Linked DNA regions of Homo sapiens: all the other regions are linked to region 2. The links are chromatin contacts, found by Hi-C in ENCODE. All regions are on one chromosome and are shown on one strand. Each heading gives the region's core, a stretch centred on a gene start or an enhancer-like site at or near the end of the contact. The rest is flanking DNA. Distances are from core to core; before and after follow the strand shown.

The links. A loop is a pair of places that touch in the nucleus more often than their neighbours do. Pooled maps may share reads with other maps.
Region 1: a pooled map shows a loop between it and region 2 (5-fold over the local background). The contact joins two enhancer-like sites. A Hi-C loop is called at or near these places in 3 of 37 single-sample maps with no recorded cell type and 3 of 50 pooled maps.
Region 3: a loop to region 2 is called in a map with no recorded cell type, with 25 times the contacts of the local background. The contact joins two enhancer-like sites. A Hi-C loop is called at or near these places in 3 of 37 single-sample maps with no recorded cell type and 4 of 50 pooled maps.

Annotation. Positions count from the first base shown.
Region 1 is chr6:14,091,280-14,094,831 of GRCh38, reverse strand. No RefSeq gene overlaps it. Among named protein-coding and RNA genes, the nearest start is that of CD83, 25 kb to the left of the region's middle. RefSeq lists an enhancer at 368-497. Within about 2 kb of position 1,356, at least 7 of the 41 ENCODE cell types and tissues checked have a DNase peak (open chromatin) inside an H3K27ac peak, as active enhancers do.
Region 2 is chr6:16,419,858-16,423,160 of GRCh38, reverse strand. All of the region lies in intron 6 of ATXN1 (ataxin 1), which reads left to right. Among named protein-coding and RNA genes, the nearest start is that of GMPR, 180 kb to the right of the region's middle. RefSeq lists an enhancer at 1,908-1,957. Within about 2 kb of position 1,945, at least 9 of the 41 ENCODE cell types and tissues checked have a DNase peak (open chromatin) inside an H3K27ac peak, as active enhancers do.
Region 3 is chr6:13,425,957-13,429,576 of GRCh38, reverse strand. All of the region lies in intron 1 of GFOD1 (Gfo/Idh/MocA-like oxidoreductase domain containing 1), which reads left to right. Among named protein-coding and RNA genes, the nearest start is that of GFOD1-AS1, 58 kb to the left of the region's middle. RefSeq lists enhancers at 239-308, 1,319-1,748. Within about 2 kb of position 1,541, at least 16 of the 41 ENCODE cell types and tissues checked have a DNase peak (open chromatin) inside an H3K27ac peak, as active enhancers do.

The DNA of each region.
Region 1 (3,552 bases), core at 107-2,606, 2.3 Mb after region 2:
CCTATAACACCAAACTGAATTCTAAAAAGAAAAAAAATCAACTGATTGCTTCCAAATACTGGGATGCTTATGGGGGCATGTGTGTGTGTGTGTGCGTGCGTGTGTGTGTGTGTGCCACCATGCCCGGCAAACTTTTTTTGTATTTTCAGTAGAGACAGGGTTTTGTCACGTGGACCAGGCTGGTCTCAAACTCCTGACCTCAGGTGATCCGCCTGCCTCGGCCTCCCAAAGTGCTGGGATTACAGGCGTGAGCCACCGGACTCAGCCAGGGCTCTGTTGTTATCCCCACATCATGCCCTTCAAGTATGCCATGCTGCCGGATGTCAGGAACCAGGCTCCAAGGGGTGGTGTCTTGGCATGACTTAGACAACCAGAGACAACAACCCCAAAACAGACCTCTGGCCTTTCTCTCCTCCTCCATCTGCCTCCTGCCAGAGAAACCAAAAGAAGAACTTACTTATAAAGGCAGTCATGGGTCTTTTCACTTGTGGCACTGTGATGCCTGGCCACTGTGGGGTTTTGGAAAGGGAAGTAGCACTGACATCATAGAAACCTAGAACTGAAAAAGACCTGAAATGTTCATCTTGTCCAGGCACCTCAGTGAGACAAGACACAGCTCCCTCTCCTTGCAGCTCTCCCTGAAGATGCAGAAATAGTACTCTACCTCCTTCAGTTCTTGCTGCCAGGGCTTTATCTCCCAAAGAGGGAAGATTTTTCTCGCAACTTGAGTTCTCATTTAACTCCAGTCTACTGTCTTTTTTTTTTCAGCCAGGAGGGTCCACTAGTCAGCATTAGGCCCCTCACAAACTTGCAAACTCAAAGATAGTGGTGGAAGTGACTATTAGTCTTTTCATTTCAGGCCAGCTAAACACAATTATCTCCACCTACATTCTTCACTTGGTTCCTGTACTGTGCAGGTTTTGTTGTTGTTGTTTTTTTAATCTATACTGTTTGCAATTTTTCCACTATTTTTTTCAAAAATGTGACTGGGGTACATTGAATTTTTGTTTCCCATTCTTCACTCTCTCTCTGTTACAGAATTCTACACCCGTGACCTTTGCCATGTGACTTTGCAGTGGCTCTCACTAGAATGAGTGCAGTGTTTTTCCTCACCCCATGGAAGCTTGGCTCAGCCACAGGCTTTGCCTTGAATAACAGACGCTAGTGGAAATGATGTAAAAGAGGCTTTAAATGTGCTTGCATGATTTGACTTGGCCTGTTGTATTTCCGCCATCACCGTAAGAAGACTATGCCCCAGGTGGTGCCAGTTCCAGAACAAAATATATAAAGCAGGCCCAAAGTAGACCTGGAGCCTGGAGCCATGCCCAGTGGAGCCCAGCCAAGATCAGCTGAGTCCCTGCCAATCCACAGACCTGTGAATAAAAAAATGAATGTTTGTGGCGTCAGCCAGTGAGACTTGGGGCATTATTTGTTATACATTATTGCGGTAGTTGATGACTAATAAAATTGCCAAAATAAGGTCTGATTTAGACTAGAGATGAATTATTACCCTATCCTTGCATCACACACTCCTCAAACCACCTCTTTTGTGACACCTTCCTTGGTTCCTTTAGCTTCTCTACAACTTGTCCACCCTAAATCCTTCTTTTTGGTGTCCTATATTTGGGCCCCTGATCATAGTCAATAAAACGTTTTCTAGAAGTCAGTCTGACATATTACTCAATACTTGCATGTTTGAAACCTTATCAACAAGACTATAAAGTCATTGAGAACAGGGACCATGCGAGTACAGGATGGATAATAAAATACTCTTATTAGGAACATTCTGTACCGTGATCTCTCATCTTTGGCAGAATAAGGCTTCCAGATGTTAGCTGGAAACACATCACCATTGCATTCATGGAATTAGCATAAGGCTATGCACACAGTAGACATAAGACGCATTCGAATATTTATGGAGTGTCCATTGGAGAAGCAAAAGTAACTGAGTTGTCAATCAAATAAATATTTCTGATCTATTAATACTCAATGTCATATGCCTTATCTTTTTTGATAAAGATAATATTCAAATTCTCAATTCCATAGATATTGAATATAAGCATTTCTCTTTCCCAGCCAAAATACATCAATAGAAATAAGTGAGAGATAGTGAAGCCACCTATTTAAAAGGCCTGTGAATCGCTTCTCAGCCTTTGGCGAAGATTAAGTTTAAAAGGACTATGAAGCAAAACCTTGTGTAAAGCTAATGTTTACTTCCTATTTTACAGTGCTCTGTTTCATTTTTATTAATAAAATACACTTTTGTGTATGACAGCTGATCATATTTGATTTTCATATTCTCTATTTAAGACCAGAGAATATTCTTCAGAACCACATTTTTTTTCCCACAGTTTAGTTTCAAATGTAGTATAGTTCCTCTTTTTATAAAACAAGTCAGGAAGGTTTGTTTTATATTAAAGCATTCAATGAAAGGGTGTTTTTTTTTTTTTAAATACAAATCTACTTTTCATATACTGGAACTTTCCAGATGACTGGTCAGATTACTACAATCGCATGTTATATTGATCTGGAGTTCAAAAAAACACCAAAAGAACAATGGGATAAGCCTGCTTTCCTTCCAAGTATGGGCATAGCTATCAAAGCACCACAACTGATTTTGCAATATTCCAGAAATTATACGTCAAAGTGAATCTTGTTCCTTCAAATCAGCCACCTTATTCATTTATTCCAAAGAATTGCCAGTGGTCAAAACTGTGCTGAAAATCTTTTTATGATTTCCTTCAAAGCCATTTAAAAAAATATATTATTAAAGGCAGCAACTCTTTGTCCTTTGGGAATGAATACGATTTTGGAAACAGAAAAAGTCATTTGGGAACAAATTTAGTGAAAAGAGCAATCAAACTGGGTGATATAAGGAAGAAATTCAGATTTGTCCATCATCTCACAGCCCAGAGATAACCACCATGAATATCTTGGCATATTTTATGCTAGTAAGTCTCTATGTATATATTTTAACATAAATAGGATGATGTCACGTGTGCAGATTTGCATCTCCCCTTTTTCTCCCCAGTCAATATTCCCATTATTCCTATTTTACAAGGATCAGACAAGCTAAGTAACAAGCAAACAGTCATACTTCAGAAAGTGTTCTAACTTCCAACTTCTTTCAAAATGCATTGAGGCTGAAAAAAGGAGAACAGTTATACCAAAAAAAAAAAAAAGCCTGATTTTCTATTCCCTATTCCTTGGTGATAATAGCAAGAATAGTACTTAGTTATAACACCACAATGCATGACACATGAGAGAGAAACCAAGAGTGAGAGAAAAGAAAATTATGTGGTTCCAACAGAAAATAAAGAGAATGAGATGCCTTGCCCAAGTCAATCATTTATGTAGACAACGTGTGTGTGCGCCTGCATGTGTGTGTGTGTGAACACACCTTTTATTACAAGTCACAAAAGTTTATTACCCAGTCAATGCTCGGCTATGGAGTAACATCTCTTGAAATTGAAGAAGCACTACTTAAGGCAGGACCAGAGATGATGGAATGGGTGTTTGACATGTATCAGATCTTTTCAGAAACTGAGAGGG
Region 2 (3,303 bases), core at 696-3,195:
TAACTGAACAGAGCCAGCACTACAGTTTTCAGACCTGATGGCTAACAAGTGAAATGTATTCAGAGAGAGGTGTGTGATTATAAAGACTCCCCCTACCCCTGGTGCTCTATTCCACTGACTGTCCCTTTATGAAAAATGAATTCTAGAGTTCCCTTTCTGAAATTTCTTACCTGAATCAGATCAGATATGACAATTCTATTTTTTAAAGCACCTTACTGAAAATAAAGTGCTTTTCAGTAGTAAACCTTTAAGATTCCTGGTTTCCCTCTGACTTGTGAAAATATGAAAGAACTGAAATTAGACCACATTGGCCCAGGTTGGGAAAACAGATGGCAGAGATAAGGCAGATCAAAGAAACATCTCTCTGTGGGTGAAGGAGTTCCTGGTTGTCATGTATCCATTTTTTGTAGCGTTTTCCCTACTTGAGGAGGCTGTTGTGAAGGGCAGGATTCTTCACTGAATCTTTATTGTAAAAGGCATAGGTGTGTCTTGGGTGGATTCCAGTTCTCAGGTTGATTTGCTTGACAACTCTTAGGAAGGAACAATTAATACTGCTGCCCCTCAACTAGCTAGGGAGATTTCACTGTGGAGGTAGAAGTCGGATTCACTGAGGCAGAATTGCCAGGGCTTGAGACCCTTCATGCCTCTCTTTTCCAAGTCTCTCTCTCCAAGAAAGGGTGAACTTTTCAAGTCAAAGAGCAGGGACGTAAATAAATGCAGTTATGGCTGTCTTAGGAGGATCCATTCACTTAAGGCAAAGGTCTTAGAAGTTACAGAAGAGGAGAGAGAATGGGAACTACTGTGGCACCAGGATGTCTGGAGAAGAGAAAGTGCGCTTACTGTGCACAGCTTCCTCTCCCTCACCTGCGCCACGGTGAACCCACCTATATCTTTCTGCTGGCAAAAACATTTGCTCAGTGTGTCGCCGGAGTACTTGAGTGTCTGATATTTCTCAAGGCAGAATCTACCTCACTGTCTCTGAAACCTCAAAATATGTGGCCCTCTCGAAGGATAACAGTTGGCAGCAACCTAAGGCTGTTCTGCTCCAACTTGGAATGAAGAGGAATATGATTTGGCCATTCTTCTTAGCACAGAGGCAAATAAAAAAAAAAACCCTTATATACTTCAAAAGATGAAGATCTTACTTCTTACTGGCTATCTTTGCACCAGGTCCTGGGATTGGCATATAATAAAAAATGCATATGCAGTGGCCATGAAATGGGCTTAAAGGTCAATCTTGGCTGCCAGTCGTGGCTAAACTGCATTGTATTCCATGTTTTTTTCCATATTGCCCCTGCAGTGTACATATACATGCACAGTCATGGCCCCTGCACACTGTGTACACACTCACGCCTGCACACATGTATGCATATCAACGCCTGCACATGTACTTGTATGCACACTCACCCACACATGTGCATTTGTGTGCACTCACTTCTGCACACCTATTTGCATGCACGCTCATCTCCCACAAATATGTATGCATGCACACTCACGCCCCCCCCACCCTCCCGTGTGAAACTCTGCACCTGCTTGTCTTTACCCTCACCCTTGAACCTGTGTATAACCTCATAAAGTAGGAAGAAGCCCAGTGTTGAACTCTACAGCCTTTTACATTCAAAATGGTTTTGAAAAATGCCCATTCAGAGGAACAGGAAAGCACCAAACCTAAAAGGTCTGAGGACCTTTCCATGCTTTCTGTCTCCTAATCTCAGAGCTGTACCAATCTGTTATTTAAAAATTAGTCATTATTTATCCAAGGCAGGAGGGGACAAATGTAACTGTTAGTTCAGTAAATGATTTCATTCTTTTTTTTTTCCTGTGTCCTTTCTACTGTTAAAGTGACGAAAATGACACCACGGTTTGATATGTGGGGTTGGTTTCAGTTTGAATAATCTCATCCTTAGCTGCATGTGAACTCATGTCTTCTCACACTCTATTAGATAAAAGCCTAAAACAGGAAGGCCAGAAACAACTGTTTTTAAAAAGCTCATGCTACCCTGGCAACTTAAGTTGGAAGAACCTAATAAATAAATACAAAGCTGCCCCTCTGTCCTAATGTACTTCTTCTGAATTCCAGCTGGGCACCTCATGGTTTCATGCCTGAATCACAAAGGCGAGTGCCAGTACCCAGCCAGAGCAGTTTTCCTACCATAAACCAGTAAATGTGTGTGTATCACATGTAAGTCAGGGTCAGATGGGGAAAATCAACTACAAAACCGCAGAGACATTATGCAAAATTGGATTACGTACATGTTTTCAGTTTTGTCTCTTAGCAGTTTAAGTCTTTAATTAAAATACACACGAGAGAGAGAGACAGAGAGAGAGAGAGAGAATCTGTAACTGTTAGATTTTATAGGCCCCGGTTATGAGATAATAGCCTTCCAAGTAATTTTTATGGGTCATTCTATCTAGTGGCAACTTAGACTATAAAGCCATCTCCCAGCTTCCCAAAAGTAATGTCTGTTTTCTCACTTTCTAATAATTACTTCAGATTTGAAAGTAAGGAGTTGTCACAGTGAATACAAATTAGAGTCAGCTTCAGGGTATTACTAAATGTGGATTGTTTTGTTCCGAGTTTTATCCATTTTAGGCAGAGTAACATGATCATTTATATACATCTGCCTCTATGCAGGCTGTGTAGACATACTCAGAACACCAGCTTCACCTCTTCAGTCTTCTAAGACAGTCTTTCTAATACTCTATATTGTCTAATAGCTAAGCTATTGTTAAATAAAAACACGCAAATGTTTGCAGTTAGGCTCCCCCCTCCATTCTCAACCTCTTAAGTGATACAGACAGTAAATGCATTTTGATGTTTATTTAGAAAGTTGGCATCCTGGGACTGTTCACAAGATAGCTAATTTGTCTGAAGGTCCCCAGAGACAGTGAAAGTCATCCCACCATCTCTCTAGCTGCCCTCATACCGGGGAAGTAAAATGCAGCATAGAACACTGCAGCTCACGTTATGGAGAACAGTGGTGCTATGGTGATTTCCTTTCTATTCAAATCATTTAGTGAGGATTTACATAATTTGCATTAACGTGTGACTTTCGATCACTTATGCTGCAGCAGAGTATTCGTTGCCTATGTTCTCTAAGGCACCAGTGTGGTGGTTCATGTGTCCTTGTATAAAAGATTACTGTCCTCCCCATCCCCAGTCTTTGTATCTGTGCACCAGAACAAAATGCCCTCGGATCATGGCCACCCAGGCCAGAGAATGAGGACCCACACTTTAAAAACCCTGTAGATGATAGGATGAGCGGTCCTCATCCGTCCCCTCCCTGAGAGTGAGGTTGGGTT
Region 3 (3,620 bases), core at 292-2,791, 3.0 Mb after region 2:
GACTACGTTTCTGGCCAAGCTTTATGACGTCAGCAGTTCCTGTTGTACTCCTGGTTTTTGGCTAGCAGTAAACCCAAACTTTTCTGTCTGAGAGGACCGTGGAACTCACCCTCTCCCTGTGTCTGAAATTCCCTGAGGTCTTTGCATTCGATAGGCATTCAATTGCATTCAATAGTTTGTCGTTCTTAAAGCAGCAAGCTGGCAGAGCATCCTGGTTGATGGCATATAAACAAACCAATTCATAAGTACAGCCATTATTTCACGTTGGGGCCACACAACCCTTTGACAGCCAGTGTCTGCCGCATAGGAGACCAGCTCCTCCAGGCAGCCTGTGGCGCTGTTTCCCTTTACTGGCAGCTGTGCTATGGCCAGCCAGGGCTTCTCAGCCCAAAATGAGATAGCTCCAGTCTTTTCACTCTCATGAAAAGAACAGCTTCCCACCCATCTTGATTTCTGCTGGGGTCTTTCCTCTTTGTGCCATTTGAGAGCCACCTGGGAGCACATCTTAGTAAATATATGACCTGGGCTCATGTTTGTAGAGTCCTGTCTGAGCATCTAGCAAGCTGGCTCACGTGCTCAGGGACTTGGTACCAATTAAGACATTTATTCCCACTTTTCATATGGTCGAGAAGATGTATGTCCAACACAGTGCTTTTAACTAGGTCAGAGAAAAAGCAGGCGGGAAGCTATACATTTTACAATACTTAGTGGACCTTCTTGCTAGAATTAGTGAATGGTCAGAAAGTCCGCTTCTGATGGAGGGCCAAAGGGAGCTCTTTCAGCTCACAGCCGGGCTGTGGTGTTTGGGGAGGGAAGTTTGAGAGTGGCCGCAGAAGTACAGATGATCAAAAGCAGTACTCCTGCCGCCCGCCCTGGGAGGGGGCCTGGACTCCCTCAGGGAAGGCTTTTTTGGTGCTTTGGGTAGAGAAGCTGGAGATAGCAACTGTTGAATTTCCCCAGGCTTCGTGATTTAAAGCCCTGAGCCTTTTTCCATTGTTGTTCTTGCAGCGGCCTTTAATGTGCTGGGTGTGAAAGGGAGTGGAAATGAAAAGCCAGCGCATCGCATCGCACTGGGGGCCTGAGATCAGAAGGTGATGGAAAATGGAAATGTCAAGTTTGCGTTTCCACTGCTGGCCGCAAGGGCCTCAGGCGGCACCCCCTCCTCCCGCCTCGGCTTTCGCATCCTTCTCACTTCCTCCCCAGCCCCCCAGTTTTCACACGGCCCAGTGATAAGTGTCACTCTGGGCTGAGTGAGGCTCGTGGCTTGTCAAAAGAGGCACTAGGACGAGAACAGAGAAATTCAGCATGGGCTTGAGAGGCACGTAAAGGAACTGGCCTTCTAAAGACACCGCAGAGAGACCGCAAAGTGGGTTGGTTTTCCTTTTCTAACACTGAGAAGAAAAGGAGTTCAAAATTCACACATGGTTGATAGAAAAGACGATCTGTTTCCACATGGACTTTCCTATCTCTGTGGTGCCCAGGATGCTTAGACCTGTGAGTCTTTGAACCCAGCTTGTGTTGATGTAGCTCGGGGCACTGTCAGGCCTTTGTGCCCAGCCAGGCGTGGAGGTGTTTGAAAAGAGAGCCATCAACACCTTTCCATCGGGGACTTGCGATTTTTCTCTTTTGGTTGAGTCAACTTTGAAGTTTAGTAGTTCCTTCCCACGCTTGGTGGCCACAATGTCACGAGGCTCAGCCTGGTGTCGTGGGGCTGCTAAAGATTCCGTAGAGGCTGGAAAGGTGCCTGTCAGGGGCACCAGGAATTACGTACAAGTCTAAGGAAGCTCCAGGCTTAGGAAATAGTGGGATAAACCTTCCTTTATTATCGCATGGGATAATCACATTTGTGAAATGTAGATGTCTCAAATTTATACAAATTGAATTCTGAAAAACATCAGAAAAGTTTATTACAAAGCCTTTTTTTTTGAGACAGGCTCTTACTCTGTCACCCAGGCTGGAATGCAGTGGTACAATCACAGCTCACTGTAGCGTTGAACTCCTGGGCTCACGCGATCCTCCTGCCTCAGTCTGCTGAGTAGGCGGGACTAGAGGTGCACACCACCATGCCGGGCTAATTTTTGTAGCGATGAGATTTCACCATATTGCCCAGGGTGGTTTCAAACTCCTGGGCTCAAGGGATTCGCCTGCCTTAGCCTCTCAAAGTGCTGGGATTACAGGCATGAGGCACTGCGCCTGGCCAACAAAGTCCTTTTTTATCATCATGTTTTTAACTCTTCACAGTTTTCTATGTCTGTTACCTCACTTGAGCCCAGCTGGATTTTTGACCATTTGGATAACAGTTATTGGATTTTTCTGGAAGTCTCTACATGCATGTTCTCTGTTCAAAGGGCTTGAGGTGGACAAGTTATGCATGGCCTTCAGTTTTGGGAAGACTCTGTATGATCCTGATAAATGTAATTTCAAGATGATTATATCAAACTGAAAAAGGTGCATTGTGATCCTCTGTTACCTCAGTTTTGTCCTGTGAGGTCCAATCACACACAACTTCGGAGCCACTGCCCGCTTCCTTGTAGTTTACAAAAAATGCTTTGCCACGCTCATCACAATAACTGTGAGAGAGATATGATTATATTTCTGCTGTGCAGAGGAGAAAACTGAGGCCCAGAGAAGTTAAGTAACCTCCCCCAAGACACAGATATGAGAAAGAGATGAGACTCAAACCCCAGCCTTCTGGCACCAGGGGCATGTTCTTCCACCAACAGACACTGACAGCCGTTGCCAGAACAAGAGAAAGCTGGGCAGAAGTCGACACCTTTGGCAAAGGGCTGCCTGTCCTCTGGCCTTGCTGGTTGTTAGCCCCGCTTCTGCTCATAAGGTCCTGCATTATCCCTCGCTCAGGGGTTGCCTTGCGATGGGCCTGGTCACTCTGCTTCCGCATCCTCAGGGGGCTTGTTCCTTCTGCTTGTCCCAGGTGCTCCCTGGACCTCACCTACCTCGGGTGCCTTCAGAACACCAGCAGGGGATTCATTCACCTTCTTAGGGGGTAGAGGCCGCTTCCCGGGCGTTTAAGGGACAGGCAATGGAAGTGGGATCCTTGAGAGACCAAAGGACAGTGACGCAGAGGTCATAGTTACTTTCCTGGGAGCAGAGTAGGTTCGTGTCTGGTTCCTGGTCCAGCTCCACTTCACTGCTCCCATTTCCCTTGTGGCCCAGATGGCACAGTAAGAGCTGGAGTCTGATGAATCTGGGGTTGTGTGTGGGACACCAAGCCCCATTGACGCCTGTTTCTGTGGCTTCCTGGCTCTCATATCTTCTGTATTATAGGACCAGGCAGTCTGGGCCTGTGGCCTGCCTGGGGGCGTGTGTGGCCTTCTTGGCCCAGAACTCCCTCCTAGGAGGCACAGCCAAGCCAGGGGAGAAGGGAGAGAGCTGGAGACTGAATCATAGCCTGACTAACCTGCTTTCCACGTCTGCTGGCTGCCTAGAAAGCTCTGTGATATTTGCATCTCGCATCGTGTGCCCTGGAGACTTAGAGGTAGAGCTACTTCAGAAACCCAACTGGCACTGCCTGGCGTGAGCCTGCTTCTGTGTGAGCAGCATGGCGGAAGACCAAGCTTGTCCAGCCTGCAGCCCGGCACGGCTTTGAATGTGGCTCAACA